Linked DNA regions of Mus musculus: region 2 is linked to region 1. The links are chromatin loops, found by intact Hi-C in ENCODE. Cell type or tissue: left cerebral cortex. All regions are shown on one strand. Links, peaks and the distances in the headings refer to the core of each region. The heading gives the core; the rest is flanking DNA. Region 1 overlaps Otop1 (otopetrin 1). Region 2 holds the start of Slc2a9 (solute carrier family 2 (facilitated glucose transporter), member 9).

Region 1 (12,002 bases), core at 5,771-8,270:
TTTCTCTGTCTCTGTCTCTGTCTGTCTGTCTGTCTCTGTGTATGTGTGTTTATGTACAAGTGTGGGAAAGCCAGAAGTTGACGTTGAGATGTCTTCTTCAATCTGTTCACTACCCTATTTTTGTGAGCCAGCATCTCTCATTGAATCCTGTGCTAATCAGCTGCTTGGACCAGTTGGCCCTTGAGCCCCAGGGGTCCTCTGTCTCCAGAGGTTTTGGGGTTACAGACACATGCTTCCCAGCCAGGCTTTCCATGTGGTGCTGGCCCAGCGGGCACTCTCTGGTTGACAGTCGCCCCAGTCCTCAGTATTTTAAACCAACCAGTCTTGTCCTTCCCTTTCCCTCCACAAGCATGGAGACTGTGATACAAATAAGAAATTCCCCCATATCTGGCAAATGAGTGGAAATGGATCACTTGGGTAGAGTGAAAAAAGGAAAGCCAGCAGGGGGATAGCCTGGCTGGGTGCAAGTGGAGACTCACAGAAGGACTGGGGCGTCTCCCTGGGGATTGAGTGGTGGAGTGATGTGGGAGAGGCCGAGGGAAGACACAGGTAATGCTTGGAGCTCGGGATGATGCATGTGGGCGGAAGGCAATGCTGGTAAGGGGGGAAATGGGAAAGGCAGGGTAAATTGAGATGTGCACCAGTTGAGTGGCCAGTGGGAAATATGTGCAGGGCTCCAGAGTGGGACAGGTTAGGTGGAAGTCAAAGGTGGTGACAGCTCTAGAGGGCATATACAGGAAGAAGAGACCGACTCATAAAGAGTCTGAGCAAACAAAGAGCCAGAAAAGGAGCAGATGGTCAGAAAAGGTTTGAGATGGAAGAATGAAATCCTGTGAAGTCTAAGAAGCCAGAGAAAAAAGTGGGACAGGGAATACACCAGAGAGAGTTCTGAGTAGAGATGGAAATGGAGTCAGGGTGTATTAGTCACTTGCTGCTGGGTAACAAATAACCCCAAACAGAGCGACCTGAAACCACAGGGATTTATCTTGTAGCTTCTCTACGGTCTGCTCATGATCCTAGTCTGACTGTAGGCTGTTGGCTGAAAGACATTCCTTTGGGATTTGTCTCCAGCTCCTTTGTGGGTTGCTGGGTGGAAAACAGGAGTTCCTTCTGGCTGCTGGCCTGAGACCTCCCTCTGTTCTTGTCTATGTAAGCTCTTCATAGGGCAGCTAAGCTAGAAGGTGCCGGCGCTAGCCCAGGAGGCAGCGAGATAGAAACCATGCACGAAGTAGGAGAAAGGACCCAGGACCAGAGAGGGGGCCCAGGTATCCCAGAGTGGTCAGTAGGAAGGAAGAAAGGAAGCTGCTGAGGAGGGGAGGGCAGTGTGTAGGATCTTTGAGTGGCAAGAGCATCTGCTCATTGTTTTAAGTTTTGTTGACTTCCTTTGCTGGTTGCTCTCATCAGCGCCCTCCAGGGAGAGTTGAGTTGCAGATGGGAAAGCTGAGTTAATTCCTCGGCTGTTGAAATGGAGAGAAATGGATGAGTTTACCTGGGTCTGAGCGCAAAATGGTGGCTGGAGAGAGTTCAGTGAAGACTCATAGATTTGCTGGTTCCCATGGAGATGAGGAACGTGGTACAATCACCCCAGCCATTGTGACTCACAGTGGGTCAACATCCACGGTGCCTGGAATTTGAGTGTGCACCTCCGGTGTCTTGAAAGCTTCTAACCACAGAGTCAGCCTTTCCACACTGGGGCAACAGCTCCGGTGAGGAAGAGGTGGTTTGGCCTCACATTTTAGAAGGTTTCAGTCCATGATTGGCTGGCTCTGTTGCTTACAGGTCTGTGACAGAATATCGTGGTGGGAGTGCAGAGAAGAGCAGCTTACTTTCCAAGAGCAAAGTGACAGAGATACACAGAGATTTGGGCATGGGATATGTCCATCAGAGTGATCCCCAGTGACCTACCTACTTCTGTTTCTCACCATGTACTAGTCCACTCAGCTATGACTCTATCCTGGGTTAGCCCACTGATGAAGCTAGTCTCCCCCATGATCTAGTTAACTTGCGGTAGTGTGTCAGCCAGGGACCAGGCCTTGAACACATGCACCTTGGAGACCTTGCCAGTGATGCTGTAGCATGATTTGAAGTGGAGACGAAGGCTGCCTCTTCTCTTTCAGCTTTGGATTCCCCCTGCCTTTGGCTGCCGTCCCGAGTATGACAACGGATTGGAGGAAATTGTCTTTGGCTTTGAACCCTGGATAATTGTGGTCAACCTGGCCATGCCCTTTTCCATTTTCTACCGGATGCACGCAGCTGCTGCCCTCTTTGAGGTCTATTGTAAGATCTAGCCTGAGTCCTCATGAAAGGAGAAGGGACGGGGGAGCAAGGGGGTTCTGCAGCCACCTGCGAAGGGCGGGGATGAGCAAACACTGTCTGACAAAGGCGGGAAGGATGCCTTTTGTTCTGACTGTCTGGAGTTGCCCTCGACCTGGGGGAGAGCGAGCAGTTAAATCAACTGCACAAGATAGCTGGAGCCTGTCCTTAGCCAATTCCAATCAGATCCAAAATGAGTTGAGCATTTTCTGGCTGAGACCCTGTGTTTTAGAAGAAGGTGATCCAGGTTTGGATGAAAATGATGGAGTTTTTCATAACAAGCATTTCCTGTCTGTAATTTGTATGACTGTGTACAACTTTTTTCTGGCCATCTGTGTATCAATCCATTTACATTTTTTTTTTTTCCTGCTCAGGGTTACTGGGTTTGGAAACAAATGCATTTTAGTTTGTAGTTTAATATTTGAGCTGGTTTAATTTTGGATAAAAATTAGTTTTGATCAACTGCATGAGAGTCTGATTCTAGACTTGTTCTACAAACACAAGACCTTCCCTAAATTTTTGGTCCATTTTTATTTGTGTTCATTATGAAATATTAAAAGAAAATAAACATTGATGTTCTCTTTTTTGCTACATCTATATCCAGTTCCTGACGTAGAAAATCTGAATATTTTTGGGAGGAGAGACAGGAAAAATGGTCCATGTTGCACTGCTAACAGTTACTCTGAACACCATGGTGTAGCTTTCAGCTGTGGTGCCGTGCAGACTTTTCTATATTGTTGTACTTGCTAGTGATAACCTGACATTTCTAATGTTCTCCTCATGCTTTCCTATTTGACAGTCTGATGACACCTTTCTCTACACTGTCATAAATTCCTGGCAAACATCATTTTACTGCTGTCAGAATCTCAAACTAATGTACCACAATTAACCTCCTTTGCCTTTTTTTGATTTTAGAAGGCTCACAATGTTGCTTTCCTAAGTGGCTCTGCGAAAGCCAAGCGTGTTTCTAAAACATTTCTCTTATTTAAAAATTGCATTTTAAAAGAGACGATTGGCCCTACATATCCATTGATCCCACATCTACATTCAGCCAATTTTGCATAGAAAATGTTTTGTAAGAGTTGGGTCTTGGGGTTGGAGAGATGGCCTGCTGCTCTCAAAAAGGACCAGAGTTTGGTTTTTAGTATGGCATCAGTTGGTTTACAACTGCCTGCAATTCTAGCTCCAGAAGATCTGATATTCTTCTCAGGTTTCCAGGGACACCAGCACTCACATGCAAGAGTGTGCTACCCCCATGAATAATAAAAAATAATAATAATAAAGCTTTCAAAAAGGAATTGCCTCTTGCGAATTTTTTCTTGTCATTTCCCTATAAACAATATAATCTAGCAGTCATTTATGTGAAATTTACATTGTGTTGAGGTGTGTGTGTGTGTGTGTGTGTACCTGTTGTACCTGTGTGTGTTTTGAGACAGAGTCTTGTGTCTTACCTAGGTTTTTCTCAAACTTGCTATCTATCCAAGGACAACCATTGACTCCTGATCTTCTTATCCCTGCCTCCCTAGTGGCAGGAATACAGTCTTGTACTGCCATGCCTGGTTTCATGCAGTGGTGGGGAACTGAACCCTGGGCCTATGTGCCACCTGAATGAGTCATATTTCAGGCCCTTATTAGGTATTTTAGATGACCTAGGGAGAATATGAAGGCCACAGAAGGAGATGCACATTCTATGTGTACATACATTACCCTGTTGCTAAGGGACTTGAGCATCCATGGGTTCTGGTATCCACATGGGTCCCTGGGGCCAGTTCCTTATGGATACTATGGGCCATTCATATATGTGACATCAGGAAGCCACACTCAAAGCTTATAAACATTTTAAAGTCTCCTAAGGAATACTGATACCAGAGTACGTATTTGTAGGTGATTTTCCACAACTATTTTGAAACCATAGTAAATTGAGCACACTGTAAATACTAGTGTTAATACAGCAACATCTAAGTGGGTTGTTTCTTGGCAGGCAACAGAAACATTTTTTTTAAACAGGAGCAAAACACTTTATATTTGTTTTAGGGGAAGTAAGCCTTAAAAATAGGCATAAATTCTAAAAACAAAAGATGTTTAAAATACTTTTCTTGTAGAGCACTGCTTCTCAGCCTGAGGTGCTGGCCTGCAGAGGCCACACGGTGATGTCTACAGACTTGTTTAGCTGCTCACACTAGTGAGCTGCCGTCACCTAGTGGTAGAGACCAGGGACACTCCTGAGCCTTCTCCAATGCAGAGGACAGCCCAACCCTAAACAACCTTTTGGTCTCAAATAGGAGAAGTCCTGAAGTTGGGAACAATGATGCAGGCACAATGGCCATTAGCTTGAAGTTCCTAGGCAGCTACCAGCAAACACACACACACACACACACACACACACACACACACACACACACACTTAGGCACACACCCCACAAAACAAGGTCATTCTTACTTGTGCTGACCTTGGATGTAACTTTCTTAACTCTACATGCCTCCCAGCCATTTCCCAATCCCCGGGGCTCTGGTTCATACCCTTTGGCCTGCATAGGAATCACCTTGGGACTTCACAGTGACCCCTGCCCTCCTGGCTGCAAGTCCAGATGCAGTGCATGTGGAGTGGTTGGGTCTGCCCTTTCATCAGGACCTCGGCAACCTCTTTCTTGAAGAAGCATCTATTTTAGGACTCTGCTAAGTAATTCAGCCCTGCTAAGGTTTCATTATGGCTCTCATTTCATGGTATTAGAAGATGATCGGGGGTGACTTTGGAGACCATTTATACCGCTCTATTTGGTCATCTGTGACTTCGGACATTCTGGTATATTCAGGAGTTTTCTTTGGTTGTTGCTATCCCAAGCTGCGTCATGGAGAACACCTCTTTATTCCTGAATTTTGGGACTCTCCAAAGAGTCCTGTTTTATCATGGCATGAGATTGCATGTCTGAGTTTTGGTTGGTGTGAACTTGACCCCTCTTCAGTGTCCTGGAGGCCTCAGCTTCTGGGTTTAGACTTTTGCCAAGAAGAGGGAGGGAGCCATAATGTCGGGCCTGACTGACTGGACTGTAATCCAGTGAGCTTGGCTAAGTCAGCCCATCCTCACTGGGTTCAGAGTCTTTCAGGGGCAACCCTTACAGGAGTGACCATGCTTGCCCAAACTGCAGGCTGGACAGTGGTTCTCACCAAACTTTCTGTCTCACCTTTGTCTAAGGCTGAGGAAAGGGTTATTTTCTTAATGCTGAGGCAGTTTTCAGGGGGAAAACTAAGGGAAACAATATCCAAGCTTTAGGCATCTGGTGCTATCATAAAGGAAACACAAATTACGGCAGCGATGAACGAATTTCCCACACATATGATTGGCAAAACATCCGGTCTGTTTTCTGTTGTTATGTATGTATGGCACAATGGCCGAGTCTAGGTATTTATTGAACAAAGACATTTATTTGTTTCACAGTTTTTGATATTCAAAGTCCAGTCGGCATAGGTGGACATGAGGGCCCTGGAGCATGGCGTTGTGTCAGGACAAGACAGGGGGTCTGAGTGAAGGGAAAGACAAAGATACTCTTACAGAACCGCTCTGATGAGGATTAATTCTTTGTCTTGTAAGAACCACTTTGATCCCACTGAGGTCACACCCTCAGTGACACAAGCACCTCTCATTAGTCTCCACTTCAGAAGGTTCCACATCCCTCACCAGTACCACATGGAGAACAGAGCCTCCAACATATGCGTCCTTGGGGGACACCATATATATGTCCATGTCAAAACAGTGTGAAAGAAAGCAGAACCATGGTGGCTGTGGATGAGAGATGACCCAGTAGAAACCGGCCTGTTAGAGCCACTGATTGGCAAGGCTGGGTAAGGCTGGAGGTGCACGTTACTGAAGACTGAGCATGTCCAGTCCTCTAGGGGCTCCAAAGACAGGCTCAGGGGTGGCCAGGTGTTAGTGGAGAGCATCCTGGATGTCTGTCAGGAGTGTGGGTACAGTATGGACTGCTTCCACAGCAGAGTGCCCACAGGAGTCAAAGGGGATGACTCAGAACTCGGCCTTTCAATGTGGATCATTCTCAAACAATGTCCAAGGAAAAACTTCATACCACAGAAGTATAGAACATCGTGAAGCAGCTTTATTTCTGAGCGGAGAAGTTCTCTGCTGGACAAGATGCTGAGAAACAGGACCACCCTGGACGCACTAATGCTCTGGGAGACCCCGTGCAGTAGGAAGTTACTGACACATTCGGACAGAACGCCAAGTGTAGCGCAGTGGGCAGGGATAGTGCTGGATGGAGATCAGGGTCAAGTACGTGCAGTGTCTCAAATATTTTTACTCTTAAGAAAGGAGATCAGACAGAGGTATCCAGGTGTCTCCCTTGGTACTTTTTTTTTTTTTTAATATTCATGAGATGTTTTATAATAAAAACATCTAAAAGAAAGGAGAGTAAGAAAGAAGTCGGACAAAGCTACCACAGGAGGTTTTCAACACTCATCCATGGCGGATGAGAGGTGGGTGTCTGAGCCAGGTGTACTCTGATCCTCAAAGTTGGGTAAGCTCACTGACAGTAGTTGTGAGGATCACGTAACTCAGTCCTCAGAATCACGTGCTCATCGCCCGACCTGACATTGGCTAAATTGACACACCACCTCACTTTTCTCCTAGTTAAACAACAACAACAACAAACAAACAAACAAACAAACAAACAACAACAACAACAAATAACAGAAAACCAACAGCAACTAGATTTGGCATAAAACTTTTGGCTCTGTGCTGTGGAAGGGAGCCTTGCTATGGGGAAGCGTGACCAGGAGGGGGCGCGCTGGCCGCTTCTCCGTCTCCCTCGCGCTCTGAAAGCAAACCTGAGACCAGAAGCAGGTGAATATCTCTCGCAGTGAGGAGAAATATCTTCTACATCTTCTATCCAAACAGAGCCCCTGTTCCTGACACTTCACCTCTGCCCCCTCCCTTGCCATATTCCTTCTACCCCTTTGCTGTCCTAGGTTTGCTGCTCGCGGGTTCAGTACTGCATGCACGTTCCAAGCGCTAGAGGGCGCTCTCAGCCCAGTTGGAAGAAAGTGGCTCGCAGACTCATGCCCGGGGGAAGCGCAAAGAGTGGCGTCTGGCTCTCTCGCTAGCTAGGTCGTGGAGGTGACTTGTTGCTTTGCTGGAGGAGGGTACGGAATGGGAGATGTGTGACAAGGGTTCCAGGAGGGCATGGGGGATAAGGGTGGTAAATTATGCCTGCAAAGTAAGAATGACTACACACACACCACACAACTGCAGAGAAATTCCCAGAGTCTAGTCTTTGCGGAAAGAACATTTTATGGTCTGGAAAATGGAAAGTTCTCTGCTGGACACAGCCTGGGTAGGATTTTCTTCCCTAAGTAGGAAGCAAGTATGGGAGGGGGGCGGGGGGGAGGAAGGTCATCTTCATGCCCAAAAATAATTGTGGGTGGGAGTCATTGGGGCAGTTAGTGTGTGATCACGAAGCAGCTATCACCTGTATGCAAGACCAACCTGTGAGAAGACAGGAGACTGGGACCTCAAGGACCTGGTCCTGGACCCACTTTCTACTTAAGTTATTTTTAGGGAACCTGATCAAACAATATCGGTATTTAAGCCAGAGACAGCTAACTCTTGTTTCATAAGGACTCAGATAGAAAGGTTCTCAGGCTTTGTGGGCTATTTCTGCCTTCTTCTAGTGGGAAGGGGGAACTTGGGGGGCACTTAGGGAATGGAGTCTTAGCCATGTCCATAAGAACTTAAAAAAGGAGGAACTGAGGTGGCCCCAGGTCAGAGTTTGGTGACCCCCTGATGTCAACCAGGCTTCTTTGTTGCCTGTAGTTGACCCAGGCTAGCCACACCCCACTGGTCAGTCTCAGCAGAGCCCTTGCGTTCCAAACCGGAGGGGCATGCCTGAGAACGAGAGCATCTGAAGCAGGAACTGGTGAGGGCACTGTGAGTCTCACCCATTAGCTCCCGTTTCCCACGTGTTCACTGCCCAGCTTCTTCTAGAATCTTCTCAGATGTGCCTGAATCAGCCCAACAGCAGTGAGGTAGCATTGCCAGGCACTTCTTCAGTTCCATATTGAGCATAGTCTTTGATCTGACATAGCTGGTAAAGGGAGGCTCTCTTCACGTATTTGTTAGCCTAAGCTACACAGAGCACCAGGCAGAGGGCAGCTGTGTCCACAGGGTCACATGGTACAAGCTATGCTGGAGAGGGACAGCAGAGGGCGCATTTTCTATAAGAGGTAAAATGGAACCTCTCAGAGTGTGCCCAGGAGAAAGGATGACAGAGTCCTTTGGACCAGTGGCTATGGATGAATCACAGGAATGTGTGAGGTTTTTGACCCTACTATGAATCCGACCACTGTACAGTCTCCTTGATGGAAGAAGAGATGTCAGTAGGGGCCAAGGATGGCATCTTCTGGTGAGGGCTTGGTTCTCCACTCAGGTGGTGTGCACAGAGCTGGGTGGCCCCTCAAGGAAGTGCCTGGTGTGCTGTGGGGGAAAGGCTTGAGTCTAGAGGCTGGGTTCCAGCCGCTGTGGCCTTCACTTCCCATACTCAGGCTATTCTGGTGTACACAGTGGGAGTAGAGGTCTCCACAGAGGGTCACCAAGTGACTTGACATGGCACTCAGGCTGCCCTACATGTAGTCTGCCACGAGAGGCCCTTACAGGTATAATTCTGAGTAAACCTCAGGATGGCTGAGTGGCACTAGCTGTTTCTCTGTAGATGGACAGCGCTGATCTCAAACAGCCTGATCCACTCATTCTCCACAGAGTTCAGAGAGACTGGGAGAGAGCAACCCGTGCGGTGAGTCTATTGTTCAGAACCTGTCAATGGGAAATGGACCCAATGGACAGTCCTGAATTAAAGAAACTGAGTAGATGCTATGTCACCCTAAGTGGAGTCAGAGGAGATGGTGTGACCCCTAAAGCAAAGATGCAAGTTAAGGTGTCACAGGTGAGGGAGGCCAGCTGCTGCTGGAGGCTGGGAGGGGCAGCAGGGACACGTCAAGTGGGTTTCCACTCTATCTTAGCCAGCAAGACATTCTGATGGCCCTCACCTCCAGGATGCTGACATGGCACCGGTTGCTTTCTGCTGCTGAGAGTGTTAGGGCAGCTGCAGGGAACCAGCCTGCCACACCCTCTGTGCTTCAGACACAAATAGAAATGGTAGAGAGGCGAATTCAGGGACTGTGATCTGAGTTTGTGCTTGAAGCAGGGTGACCCAAGGCACCAGTCAAACCATCTGTGACTCAGGCTCTCTGCAGAGTGAGGGATGACCCCAAAGACATGCATCCTCCAGGCTGACCCCACCCTATGGTCCTTCTTTGAACTGTATATGTGGGCTCTCCCAACTTTCTGACTGTTTGAAATTCTTTGGTGGTCTAAAGAGCCTCCTGGCTCGTCACTTTGTTCTCCTGGATGGTCCAGTTTGGGAGCAAGGGCTCGCCTAGCTTTGGGACATTGTCAAGCCCTAGATTTGCATCTCAGCTCCAGGCTGGCCCATGCCAACTGACTACTTGGAGGGCCTTAAAGTCAATGTGCCCATAGCCTGATTGAGAGTCCGCCTTTCAGGTTTCCCTCTACGTGGTGAAGCTCAGGAGCTGTGGCTGCTTTCTGCTGCCTCTGCCTCCCACACTTCCCTCTGTAATGGATTCCCCACTAATCTAATCCCCACAGTGACTTCCTGGCAAGACAACCTTCCCCTTTGCTCTTTTCTACAAGTCTGAGTTGATTTTTCAGCATGTGGGAATCCTGTTTTTCCATCATCATTCGCCCATGAGACCATCCTTTTCCTGGGAGTCTTCTTTGTATCCTTGCTAGGAACACGTTTGAGTTTCTTTCTGGGATTTCTGCTCTGGTCCACTGGCCTATGCTTGTGTTTCTCGATTGGTAGACCATGGTGTCTGTGATCATGGCTTCGTGATATAGTTTTATTTAACGGACTTATTTTTGACACTGGAGATGGGACTCAGGGCCTTGTACTTAAAGAGCACGTGCTCTCCACTGAGTCACACTCAAATCCCGGTATAAAGTGATCTGGAGTCAGGAGTATGAAAGCGTTCTGCACTTCCCCACTGATAATGCTGTCTATGAGTATGATGCTCGTGCATTCGGGGGATTCAACTACAGCCCAGTGGTGGGAGGTACTGTGGTGGTTGGATGGGAATAGACCCCATGGGCCCATATACTTGGCTAATTGGCCCCCAGTCAGTGGAACTTTTTGGAAAGGATTAGGAGGTGAGTCCGTGTTTGAGTAGATGTGGCTGGCTTTGTTGGAGGAGATGTGTCTCTGGGGGCAGGCTTTGAGATTTCAAAAGCCCATGTCAGGCTCAGTGCCATGCTCTGCCTGCAGATCTGTATGTGAAGCTCTCAGTTGTTGCTCCATTGTATTGTCCTGCCTGTCTGCTTCCCACTGTGGTGATCGTGGACTAACCTCTGCAATGGTAAACAACTCTCAGCTAAATGTTTTATAAATGTTGCCTTGATCATGGTGTCTCTTCACAGCAATAGAACACTAAGACAGATACCTTAGGTGCACAGCAATAGAACACTAAGACAGATACCTTCACCATTTTTTTTCCTTCCTCAAAATTGCCTTGACAGTTTAAACCATTTTGGTTCTCATATGGGTTTTACAGCCCCTTTTCTTATTTCATGAGAAGTGCTATTGGCATTTTGATGGGTATTGATCTGAATTTGTGGGTTGTTTTGACTTATATAGGCATTTTGGTAACTGCTAATTCTTCTATCCATGGTAATAGACTACCTCTCAGGTAATTGTGTGTCCCAGCTTCAGTTCTGTTCAGTGATAAAACACCTTGACAAAAGAAACTGTGAGAGAGGAAGGCTTTATTTGGCTCCCAGTTCCATTTCAGAAAAACGGGGACTTGAAACTACTAGTGACATCCAAGAGAAAATGGACGCCTGTATGATTACTTACATTCAGACTCCTTTCTACACGTGAATAGCTCAGGATCGCTGCCTAGGGAATGGTGCCACCTACAGTGGCTGGGTCTTTTTACCTCAATTAATGTAATCAGGACAATCCCCACAGATATGTTAAAGACAAAATCAACTTCATCTAGGCAAATTTTCATTGAGACTCTACTTCCTTGGTTTCTAGGTTGTACCAACTAATACTACCCATCACACTGTGGTCTCTTCAATTTCATCAATAGCTTACAGTTTGGATGTGGGGTTATCTCATTTTCTTCATTAAATTTATTCATTTTTGTGCCATGGTAAGGATTTCTTTTTTGGGTAGGTAGTTATTCAATAGGAAGACACCACTGGATTTTTGCACATTGATTTCATAACCTAAGTCTTCTCTTGGTTCATCTGTTAGAGCTCATAGGGTTTGCTGTTGTTTTGTTTTGGGTTTTGTTTGTGTGTGTGTGTGTTTTGTGTGTTTTGTTTTGGTCTGGTTTGTTTATTGTTGTTGTTGAAGTCTTTGGGGGTCTTCCCCAAGAAGACCATGTTATATACGAATAGAAATAATTTTACTTTTTCCTTTCCAACGTGGGTATACTTGTTTCTTTTTCATATCTAATTGATGTTAGTGGTCATTCAAGCTTTCTTTTGAACAGTTGTGGGAGTGTTGAATGGTGATGGTGAGCATGGACATCCTTGCCTTCCTTACACAGATCATAGAGGTGAGTGTCAGCATCTCCCCATTGATAATGCCACACGTGAGAAT
Region 2 (12,002 bases), core at 4,834-7,333, 170 kb after region 1:
GGAGTCAAAGCAGCTGCGTTTGCTCGGGCCTGCGCTTGTGCAGCTTCGTGCCAAAGCGCTCTCCATTCCATATATTTGCCCATACTAGGGAGAGCGGCTTTTACAACCGTTTGCCAATCACCAGGAGTCATAGCGTGATTCGCAAGCCTTTCCACTTGTGCTATAGTGAAATTAGCACTGACTCCATAGTTACGGACCGACTCGGCAAGCTCTTTAATCTGTATATACGCTACCGGAGCGTGGACACGCCCACCCTCGGCTCCTTCAAAGACCGGAAATGCCTGTTGTATTTTCCTTTGTTCCTCCTTTGGAATGAACGAGTCTGTGCATTGCCTCTCTGTCCATTGCCTCTCTGCGCAGGGCTGATGCACTACGCAGGGCGGGGGCTCAGCATAGGGTGGAGGTGCACTATGACCTTGAAGCCGACTGCCAAGAGGCCAAGCAGCAAGCTGGCCTTTGCCAGCCGCTTTTGGCTTTTTCCTTGACCAATTAGCTCGCATTTTATCTGGCTGGTACCCTTTTTTCTCATAATGAGCTGCTTCTTCCTCCCAGTCTGTTTCTTCAGAGGAGAATTCTCCATCTGCTTCAGAGCTACTAAGAGCTGGCTTCCTGAGCTCATCTAGTGACGAGTATCTCCTAGAGACCTCCGCTAATCGATCTTTCTTCTTTTCCCTTTTTCCTCTTTTTCTTCTAATCTCTCTCCAGGTATTCCTACCTGACCTTAACTTTTCCTCAGGTTCAAGACCCTTGGAAAGGCCTGTATACTTATTTTGTGTACCATATTTTCTCTTTGCTCCTACTCTCTCTCCCCGCTTTACTTCTGATAGCTTGTCCTGAATTTCCTCTAGAATCCGCCCTGCCTTAACCACTTGATAACATGTGAAAAGGAACAAAAGGGCTTCTAACACTAGAAAAAATTCAAGGCCAAACATAACTTGTAAAGCCATTTTCCACTTTACTTCTGATAGACTGTCTTGAATTTCCTTAGAAAGTTCAAGGCCAGGCTTACCTCGTAAAGCTATACTCACTGGTACTCTCGTTCCCCAGCTGAAAAGTTCTGAATTCATACAGTTGAATCCTTCTTAACAGTCTGCTTTACGGGAACCTTTATTACCGCGACCCGCAGTTCTGGTTCTGGAATGAGGGATCTTCCCTGCGCCAGTCCCGAGTTTTTTCTCGTCCCGGGTTTCGGCACCAATTGTTATTAGACGCGTTCTCACGACCGGCCAGGAAAGACGCAACAAACCAGAATCTTCTGCGGCAAAGCTTTATTGCTTACATCTTCAGGAGCCAGAGTGCAAGAGAGCAAGCCAGCAACTGGCGAAACCCCATCCCTTTTTAAGGAGAATTATCCTCCACCTAGGACGTATTACTCCCTGATTAGCTGCAGCCCATCGGCCCAGTTGTCATCACGGGAAAGGCAGAACACATGGTGGGAAAACTGCCCCTGCATGTGTGCAGACTATGTTTACCACTTAGAACACAGCTGTCAGTGCCATCTTATAATGGCAAATGTGAGGGCGGCTCCTCACATGTGGGGTTTCTTGGCTCTCACTGCTGGATTTCTCAGTACTGGGGACCAAACCCAGGGCCTCACCTGTGTTGGGCAAGTGGGTGTTCTACCACTGAGCCTCAATCCCAGCCTCCACTGCTTTTAGCCTCTTCTCCCAACCCATCTCCCCATTCCCCTCGGGAATAGGAATGGCAAGTCACACCTTCACTATTATCACCCTATTGACATCCCTATATAGCTAGGAAGGCCTTGTGTGTTTTGGTTTCCCTACTTCTGCCTCTGCCCCGCCCCTGCCCCGCCCCCGCACCGCCCCTGCCCCTGCCTCATTGGAAATGCTTCCAGACATATGGGGCTCAGCTCAATGTCCACCTCCTCCAGATCGCCTTCCTGATTCCCAGCATCTAGCATGTGACAGGTACTCAGTATATATTTGTTGAATGAATGACTAAACTGCTCTTTCCTGTGGTTCATGGGTCAGTGACATCACACTACTCAGAGTTCAAATCTCATATGGATCTGTGTTTCACAGAGGCCCCACTCTCTTGGGTGAATGCTCTGATGAACTTCCCAGACAAATCAATAGTCCATATCACAAGTCGGTTTTTTTCAGAGATGAATTCAGGTAAGTCAGAGCCTCATCTTGAAATGACAGAGTCAAAGGCCCAGGTAGCTGCAGACACCTGCAAGAACCACCTGAGATCGTTTGTTCCCAGCAGCCTTTAGTATCAGTGCCGATTTTTGAGATAACTTGGACAGCTCCTCAAATGTCAGCATTAGCTCAAGTTTTACAACCCAGACCTGCCTTGGCACTGATGGAGCATGCATCCCTGTGGCACCTGTATCCTCTTGGAGACCCACCAGCCTTGGCTCCCTTGTATTTGACACAGGAGAATGATGTACCGGAGCCACCAGCCTGGCTTATGTGGGCCTCAGGGTGCCCCCAACATGCCTGCCCAGTGCTCAAACCACCTGGAGCTCAGAGCCTATTCCCAGGTTTTTCTAATTTGGTAGCCTCCCTGCCCCATCCTCTACCTGCAAGCCTGGGCTCAGCATCAGCCTCTGCCCCTCCCGTTACCGCCTCCATCCTGCCAGGAGTTGGCAGAAGAAAACCTGGCCTGGGGCACACCTTCTCCTGCTACCAGCAGAGAGCCTGGAATTGACCTCAGGCTGAAACAGGAGCCAGGGGTGAGTCATAACAGGTGGCTCTGAGTGTGAGTAAAATTTAAATTAAAAAGGACAAGTCCGTGCGCTCCAATCTCCTAAAATACTTGCACTGGCATTAAAGTCCTCAAGCCCAGCCCGGTCTGTACTGAAGGATACCTCAGTTCTGCGACAACTCTCTCAATCTCTCTCTCCTCCCCCCATCCACCCTGTTTTTGCTGGTCACCCTGCGTGGGCGCAGCGCCCTCTGGCGGTCGGACACTCACCGGCGTGGGCGCGTTCACCACGGAGAGGTTGTACCCGTAGAGGAAGGAGGACCCGAAGGCTCCCACGAGAGCTGCCACGACGAGCGAGAAGGACCATTTCTGGGAAGGGAGAGAAGACGAAGGTGTCAGAGTGGGATGCCTCCTTAGCCGGAAGGCATCCCAGAGGGAAAATCAGGAGGGAAAAGAAGCAGTTGGGGGTGGGGAGGGGGGGTGCGGCAAGGCAGAGTTCCTGCCCTGAGGTCCCACTATACAGCTGTCTTCCTGCAAGGCAGCCTGAGGGTCTCCGCACCCCCCCCCCCACACACACACCCAGCAGGCCTGTGCTGGATGTGGCCGCTGTCTGATCCAGCAGGAGCAAAAGGCAAAGCTAAGTTGTTAGCAGCGGCTAGCACTCCTTGAGCGCTACCACCAGGCACAGTTCTAGGTGCTTTCTCTGTACCATTCTTCCCTGAGTCCCTAGTCAGTCCAGTTCCACCCAGTGTCACAGAGAAGGTGTGCAGAGCTGTCCCTGGTGCTGCCTGAGGAGCAGCCTGGAGCTGAGCTGGTCCCCATTGCAGGACAAGGCTCCCGACCAGCACAGCTGACTCTTCACCGGGGTCTGAGATGGCTGATAGCCACACAGATGCACACTCATGTGCATGTGCATGTACACACATGCACAGTTCCAGGACAAAGCATCAGCCTACAAGCTGGTCAGCACACCTAAGAATAAGGACCTGCAGATAGAGATGCAGGCGGGGCTTACGCTGAGAATCTGAGAGCTGCATCCAGGTACTCCTGTCCCAGCCTCATTCAAGATGACCACAGCCAGGACCTGGCCATGCTCATGAACACCGAGTCTTAGTGAAGGAAGGCTGACCAGCTGGCACCTGCTGGGGACTGGAGAGCTGCCACAGGCCTGTGGTCTGGTGGAGGGAACCAGGGGCTCTGGCAGCCACCACTTAACATATTTGTGTGCACAGGCATGTATTTTGTAGGTACTAGATCCTGCCACCCCCAGGGGTGTACTAAGACAATGTCTAGTTAAGGGACCAAGATCAGGCACATGTATAGTTTGGGAAACTGCAGTGGCCCCTAACAGCAACTCCATGCTCTGCCCTTAGTCTCCTCTTGTTAGACTCTAGTACCATAGAGTAGTGGGCATCTAAGCAGAGACTGGAAGTTTCTGGGGTTCAACTTGTCCATCTGTCAAATGGGCTTTTAATAACAGTACCGCTGCTGAAAACGCAGTGGGCTGCTAGACACAGCCAGTTCGAAAGGAAGAAAGGAAGAAAGAAAAATGAAAGAAAGAAAGAAAAAAGAAAGAGAGAGAGAGAAAGGAAGGAAGAGAAAGAAAGAAAGAAAGAAAGAAAGAAAGAAAGAAAGAAAGAAAGAAAGAAAGAAAGCTCTTCTTTTATTTCTCTTTACCTCCCTCTGGTTCAGCCTCTGCCAAGACACACAAGCTTAGCTCTCCCCACCCTGCCCACCCAAAGTCCTAGAGGTTTTCTCATTACCTCAGACCCATTGCCAAAGCCCCTTCCTCTGAACAGCTTCCTGAAAGCCACCACCCATGTGCCTCCCCCAGCTCCTCCCCCCCCACCCCCCCACTCCCTGCCATCTCTCATGTTTATCTCTGATTCAACTTTGGATCCTAACACTGCAGCTTCTACAGTGTGTAAGCTTTGACCAGTAACATGGCCACTCCTTGATCAGCTTCCTCATCTTTAAGATGAGGGTGGTAATAGAATCCACACCATAAGGGGTTTGCAGGAGAAGAAGAGGGCCGGGCACTGCATGTGTGCCCTGTCAGGTTCCAGGGGGTGGGGCTTATCCTGAGGGCTGGGACTAGGTTGCTTGTCTCCTGTGTCTGGTGCCAAGCCTGCTGCCGAGGCAGTGTGCAGTTCCTGCGTGCTGGGGGCATGGTGGAACTGCCTAGTGCCAGCTATCTTAAGCCTCTTTTCTAGACCCTGCCACCTCCCCATGGCTCTCAACTCTCATCTTAATTAAGGGTGGACTACTCCCATCAGATCTGGAAGGGTCCTGCTCGGCAAGGGAGAATGGCATATAGAAGCTGTCTCCTGCCTCAGCCCCTCTTCTGGGGCGGGGGGGGGGGGGAGGGGTTTCCTTGCTTCTCTGTCTCTCTGTCTCTGTCTCTCTGTCTGTCTCTGTCTGTCTGTCTCTCTCTCTCTGTCTCTCTCTCTCTCTGTCTCTCTGTCTCTCTCTCTCTCTCTCTCTCTCTCTCTCTCTCTCTCACACACACACACACACACACACACACACACACACACACACTTCTTCCCACTGGACACAGATAAGAGGAGGAGTCTATGATCAAGAGTATTACTGTTTGCCTGCCCTAGGAAAGAAAAGGCAGTCAGCTCTGAGCAAGCATGAGAGAGCTGTCCACCAGAGCCTCATTCTCAGTGCCCTGATGGGATGGCAGAGGTGGTAGAGAGTGAAGGCTAAGGAGAGAGAGAGAGAGAGAGAGAGAGAGAGAGAGAGAGAGAGAGAGAGAGAGAGAGAGAGAGAGTTCAAACTCCAAACTCCAGCGTTCCCGCTCCAGGTGGTATGCTCCACAGCTGCCAGACAGGGGCTGAGCTCTGTCTGGTAGTAGCAGCTACCCAGGCCTGCACCCCCCACAGGACAGAAGCCGGTCTGTGTTTACCTTTGTCCTCCTCTGCTGGTGACCCACAGAGAGCTCCCCAGGGCCACCGGTGTCACACATCAGGGAAGCTAAAGCAAGCTCCCTGGAATCCATCTTTTTTCTTCCTGGCTCCAGGACCCTGGACTTGCCAGGGCATCTCTGCAGCGAGGAGGCAGAGTCCACAGGAAGGAGGGCAGAGCAGGAAGCGTGGCTCTGTGATCATGCCTGAACAGGAAGCGAGCGACATTGCTCCCCTGCTCCCAAGCAACTGAGACAGCTTCGCTCCCCGGAGTCACGCCCAAGTCATGGTTTTTTTTTGGTTTCGTTTTGTTTTGTTTGGCTCCCCTCCCCCCCCCCCTCCATTTATGATTCTCTCTAACAAGGCCAGAGCTCTGGATGGGGCAGCTGGCACAAACCCAGAGAAACCTCCTAAGAATCAAGGCCAAAGGTTGTTGGCTTTCTCCTTAGAAGCTGGATGGGTTCCAGCACTGACTCCTCCTCTTATCTGTGTCCACGGGCAAGTCTTGGCCGTGCTCTGAGCTTCCATTCTGTCGGGGCAAAATGAAATATTGATCTTTCTCTAATTGTCCTGCAGAGTCAGTTCTGCTGCTCAAAGAGCAAATGGGCAGAGCAGCGTGCAGCGATGTCGGTGGCCCTCTCTGCAGGTCCTAACTGGCTCAATAAAAGCGTAACGCGTAACGAGACAACGACCTTGTATGCCCCAGGACAGCCTGAGAATTAATTTACTCTGTGGTCAGTTTGCTTCAATGTCAGTCAGAGAAGTATTTTCAGTGAGCCATGGTCAAGGCAGGCTACGTAAATTATGTGTTCTGATAGGGTGGGAGGGGACAGAAGCAGGCTTGGTCAATGAGGAATGTGTAGGGAGTGAGGGGCAGTGTTCAAGTCCCCACACAAGACTCTGAGAAGCTGTGTCTGGAAAGGACATGTGGAGATAAAGAAGGTGAGAAAGGAAACTTCTGGGGACATGATTGTCACATGCACGTGAAGGCATCCAGCCCAGATGAGACAATGCTGTCCATGGTAATGGAAGGAGACAATGCTGTCCAGGGTAAGCAGGGACCACCCTGGGCGAGAAAGACCAGCCTCGGTTCAATGCCAGGGATTCACAGAGCCCAGGTAACTGCTCAGCCTGACATTCCTCACCCTGGGACACCTTCTGCAGGCACAGATAGCCAGATAGCTGATGCTGGTGACAGGGAAAAAAAAAGCCTACATGGCTGGGGCCTAAGGTGCAGGAGGGATCTGCAGAAGAGAAGTTGGGGATAGCCGCATTCCTTCACACCAAGGACTTCACAGTCATGGTCTCCTTTCTCCCTCACCTGCTCCCCAGCTTCCCTCTGTGCTGTTTTCTTTTCCACTGCAACAGTTCTCATCAGCTAGTAAAAGCTTGCTGAGATGCATCAGGTGACCCCTATCCGACTTAAAACTTCCCGGGTTCACCCTGGACAAGTTCAAGAGCACCAGGATACAGGTGGTTAACACACACGTGCAAGAACAGCTGGGCACTCTGTCAGGGAGGGTGCCAAGGCCCTGTGTCACCCTGTGGCTGTCTTGGGGAACCAACTTGTTTTCTACCCCACCCTTATCTTTCTTATTGTTGAGGACAGGATCCCTGAAGGTCAGATGTCCCTCTTCAGACGGACTATCGTAAATCAAATCTTAGAGGGCTGCCCGGGTGAACGAGAGATGATGACCTCTGTCTCTGCCTCTCTCTCTGTCTCTCTCTCTTACACACACACACACACCCCACATGCACACATGCATGCATGAGCACACACACACAATGATAGTTGATAGTTACCGTGGTTAATAACAGAAAAGAACTATAGGAGGAAGAAATAGGGCTCAAATTTCTTGAAACCCCGGAAAGACTCATGGATATCCCTTGAGTTGCTAGTTTCTCCACTTCTATTCTTTGCCAGGAACAGATTGACCAAGAGAACTGAATCGGGGCATAGGTGTCCACGTAGAGGTTGCAGTGGGCTTACTTTGGCTGTAAGCCAAGGCGGGAGGGGATCTTCTCGGCTGCTAAGTGTTAGGTTTGAGCCAAGCAGACTTGGTGTTCCCACCATTTTACAGACACTAGCAGGCATCCCACAGTCAGGTTCAGGGACAGGTCTATGCTAGGCTCCCTAGAGCCTCCAGACTTCAGGTTATGATAAATCCCAGATGTGGGGCCACTTGCTATCATTCTGGCTCTGCTGCAGGTCTCTTAGTTGATTCTGATGCTAATCTCTGGTGCAACAAAGAGGCAAACAGCCTGTTTAAAATTGTAAGAAAACCTCCTTAGGTGTTCAAACTCCAGGAAAATGACAGGAACTAAGGAATGTAGAGACCTCAGATATCAAAGGGCTAAGGCACCCCCATCTCCCAATGAATGCACCCGAGGTGGCTTTTCTCCACAGTGACACCACCCTCTGTCTGCTAGATTCCTCATTTCCCCACAGAGTACAAAGATTCCCCAGTCCCTCCCCTTCCCAATTGCTTTAAAGCAGCCTCCCATATCTTCCCCAGTGCCCTGATAGTGCCCTTGTTCCTTCTCTTCTTCTTGACCCCTGCCATGTCCTCTCCGGCATTAAATAAATCTTCTTGCCTGAAGGAATGATCTTTGTCAGTGTCCTCTATCCTATTGAGGAGACCTTCTACTGAAGACCTCCTGGAAGCAGAAACAGGTAGAGCAGGGATGGGTTTCAATTCATGCCTCTTGAAACTTTGAGTGCGTGCATGCATGCGTGTATGTAGGGGTGGGCACACACATAGCATGGAGTCCAGAGGTAGAAGTCAGGTGGTTTCCCCTCATTTCCCTCCTTATTTTTGGAGACGGGATCTCTCACAGAATGGGCCACCCCCTGCCTCAGCACTAGAGTTACAGATCTGCACCTCCCCCTGCTTCTGACGTTTCCTTGGGTTCTATGCAGCAAACAGTTTGCAAACTGAGCCATCGCCTCCAGCTCTTCGATGTATCTTTCATTTAAGGACAACTACCACATTGTTGTCATCATCAATGTCCCTTATTTGCCCTTTGGAATGGGAACTGTCACAACAAGTCCAGGGAGCTCCAGCAGAGAGAGACTCTGATGATCATCTCCCTGCCAAACCCATGTCAGACCTATGCATAGTCCACAGCGTCCCACACTGCTGTCCTCTCAGGCACCCCTGCTCTCTGCTGTTGTCATGATAACCCCACTCCCCTGGAGGAGGGAGCATGGATATCCTGGTTACCAGAAGGTACAGGAAAGGAGGAACAAGGAAGTAGGACTGGCCACCTTCCTCCTCACCCGCTGGCTTTCCTTGGTTTCTGCGGAGTTCTTTTCACTGAGCTTCATGGTCTTGGGCTTCTGTTATTCCTAAGAGCAAGAGAAAGGACGCCATTAGTCATCTGCTGTTGGTGATGGGTAGGTCAGTGGAGACAGCTATGCTGGAGGTCACTCAAGCTAGTCAGTAGACTGTGATCACCAGTTCTAGGCCCTACTGGTCTGCACAGTGAGTCAAGGCCAGTCTGGCTTGGTGAGAACTTGTCTCAAAATAAAACCCTTTTTAAAGAGGCTGGCTATGTAGCTCAGTGGTAGAGCACTTGCCTAGCATGCATGAAGTCCTGGGTTCAAGCCACAATACTTCACAAAAAAAAAAAAAAAAAAAAAAAAAAAAAGAGGAAGTCACTCAGGAAAGATTCACTCAGGCAAGGACACCAGGATGAGACATTGTAATATCCTCATTTGACCCCAGATCCCCGGAGAGACCTGGTCTCCTCTGGCCCAGCTCCATTTAGGAAACGTGAGACAGGGCAATGGCTGTGTTTCCCACACCTGCCTCCTAGCTTACAGAATGCAGGCTGTTCCCTGAAGCAGCCTCCCTCAGAAGGTCGGGCTCACAAAGGCTGGAAACACCAGACTGTCTGTCTCCAGTGAAACTGAAGCCAGTAGAAGCTGAGACAAACCGTTAAGTCTCACCTGTCAAGTTAGCGTCACCAAAAAAAAGGTAACCCGAATCCCCCGGTGACAGAAATGGCAAGCCTTGCCAGTTTTCTAGAGTTTTGACATGTTTTAGAGCTTCAGACCAATTTGCATGCTTTAGCTAAACTTGTCCCGGCATTTGTAAAAATGCATCCTGGGACAAGAAATAAACTAAGCACAAAGGTTTCAACCCAAAAGCTATTCATTGCAATGTCTTCCATGTTAGGAAATGGCATTTGCAATGGTGACTGTGTGGTGCATTGTGGGGTCTTAGCCTTGGTTGGCTTCATTTTCACTGCCAGTTAAAGAAGCAGGGGAAATCTCAGACAAGGCACACAGAATCAGCCCGTGAAGAAAGACTTTTATTAGGAGTAAGAAAACACACAGAGCTGCACACACAGAGAGAGGGGAGGAGGGGGGAGGGAGAAAGAGAGAGAGAGAGAAAGAGAAGGGGAGGAGGGGGGAGAGGGACAGGAAGAGAGAAGAGGAGGTGGGAGAGAAAGAGCACAAGGCACTCAAAAAGACCCTCTGCGAATCAGAGGGCAGATTCAGGAAGTCCTTGAATGTTAGGGCTTGAAGGATCTTCAAGTGGTCTTTCTCCTCTAATTCAGGGTTGGTCAGTCTGAAGAAAGAAAAGGAGGTTGATAGGCCCAGTCTTTTGAGTAAGCACGTGCTGAGCCTGCCTGGAAACCATCAGGCCAGGACACAGGCAAGGATCCCTGATCGCCAGAGAAAAAGTCCACTGGGCCTTAAGGCAGCAGTTCTCAACCTGTGGGTCATGAACCCTTCGTGGGGAGTGGGGAGGGGGGAAACAACCCTTTCACAGGAGTCACCTAAGGCCATTGGAAAACACAAATATTTACATTACAATTGAGAATAGTAGCAAAATTGCAGTTATGATGTAGCAATGAAAACAATTTTATGGTTGGGGGTCACCGCAACATGCATTAAAGGGTCGCAGTCCTTAAGAGTTTTATTTCTGGTTGGGAGGAGGAGGAGGAAATTGGAAGAATGCCAGTTTTTAAAACCTGCTGGTGGCCCCTTTTTCTGTCTGTCTGTCTACTGGGGATCTGTTCTAACTGCTAGTCCTAGACCAAGAAAAGTTTACCTGTGTCACAGTTCATCCATAGCGGGAAGCATGTGGGTGTGGTGTGAGTGTGTTGTATGTGTGTGGTGTATGTGTGTGGTGTACGTGTGTGGTGTGTGTTCTCTGTGTGTATTGCATAGTGTGTGTATTATGTGTCTGTGCATATGCATGGGTGTGTCTGTGCACACTTGTGTACTCCGAGGCTAGAGGCCCATGCCAGCTGTCATCCTCAATCAGTCACTCTCCATCTTATTTTCTGAGACAAGATCTCACGGAGTCTGAAGCTCACAGACTTGACTGGTCTGGCTGGCCAACAAGCTCTGGGGGTTCCACTGTCTCTGCCTCCCCTATGCTCAGGTTACAGATGTTTAACTGGGTGCTGAGACTCCTAACCCAGATCTTCACACTTACACATCAAGCACTCAACGAATGGAGCATCTTCCCAGCCCATAGAAAGCCTAATAGCCCTTTAAAAATGTTATTTCTGGGTGGAGCAATGGCTCACTGGTTTGCTCTTGCAAAGCCCCATGTTCAGGGCCTAGCATTCACATGAGGCAGCTCACCACTGCTTTTCCCTACAGCTCTAAGACATCCAACACCCTCTTCTGGCCTCCGTGGGCACCTGCACTCACAGACACAAACTCATAGGCATGCACATGTACATAATTTAAAATAAAATCTTGTTGAAAAGCCTGTTATCTAAGAGCATGTGGCAGGAAGAAATAGTCAGAGCAAATTTATATTTGACAAGTGAAGAAAAAAATATATAGGTGAATATGTATTATTTGACACTAAACACAGACATACTGATAATCAAGACTTTGTATGTTAAGCTTTGCATGTGCATAAACCAGGTCTGTGTCCTCTTACTCAAATCCAAAGGCAGGATGTGTATGTGGAGCACTCCCTCGGCAAACACCAAGTGCCAATATCCTAGTTATGAGGGGTCCAGTCCTGAGCAAAGGCCAACCCCCACCCCCGCCGCCATTACAGAGCTGGCATTTGGGGAGAAGAGGAATGGACCATGACCTTCAGACTGCTCACACGTGCATGGGAGGTGAGAGGCTGGCCAGGCACAGGGTGGAGACAGTGGAGCCAGGCTGAGCCAGGGACAGGGTATGCAGGACTGCAGGGATGCATGAAGAGTGGAGATGGGGCAGGGAGGATGAGCAGGGAGGGTGAGCAGGGAGGATGAGCAGGGAGGATGAGGGGGAGGGATGAGCAGGGAGGATGAGGGGGAGGGATGAGCAGGGAGGATGAGCAGGGAGGATGAGCAGGGAGGATGAGCAGGGAGGGTGAGCAGGGAGGGTGAGCAGGGAGGATGAGCAGGGAGGATGAGCAGGGAGGATGAGCAGGGAAGATGAGCAGGAAGGATGGG

Evidence for each region. A loop is a pair of places that touch in the nucleus more often than their neighbours do. Peaks named below come from ENCODE experiments on the same cell type or tissue, not always from the same donor. Only the 100,000 strongest peaks of a DNase experiment are listed, where the experiment ranks them.
Region 2: a loop joins it to region 1, with 2.9 times the contacts of the local background. A loop is called at or near these places in 10 of 42 quality-filtered maps.

Annotation. Positions count from the first base shown.
Region 1 is chr5:38,300,607-38,312,608 of GRCm38, forward strand. It overlaps Otop1 (otopetrin 1), which reads left to right. Exons shown (of 7, transcript NM_172709.3): 7 at 2,118-3,611. The coding sequence ends at 2,288. Among named protein-coding and RNA genes, the nearest start is that of Gm34193, 7.0 kb to the right of the region's middle. In left cerebral cortex, for the core only: a CTCF peak has its summit at 7,281; a DNase peak (open chromatin) is centred at 7,335; H3K4me3 peaks cover 340 bases.
Region 2 is chr5:38,474,455-38,486,456 of GRCm38, forward strand. Slc2a9 (solute carrier family 2 (facilitated glucose transporter), member 9) reads right to left here and starts at 5,852. Exons shown (of 12, transcript NM_001102414.1): 1 at 5,585-5,852; 2 at 2,941-3,039. The coding sequence starts at 5,677. In left cerebral cortex, for the core only: no CTCF peak of the experiment used is centred there; a DNase peak (open chromatin) is centred at 5,996; H3K4me3 peaks cover 843 bases.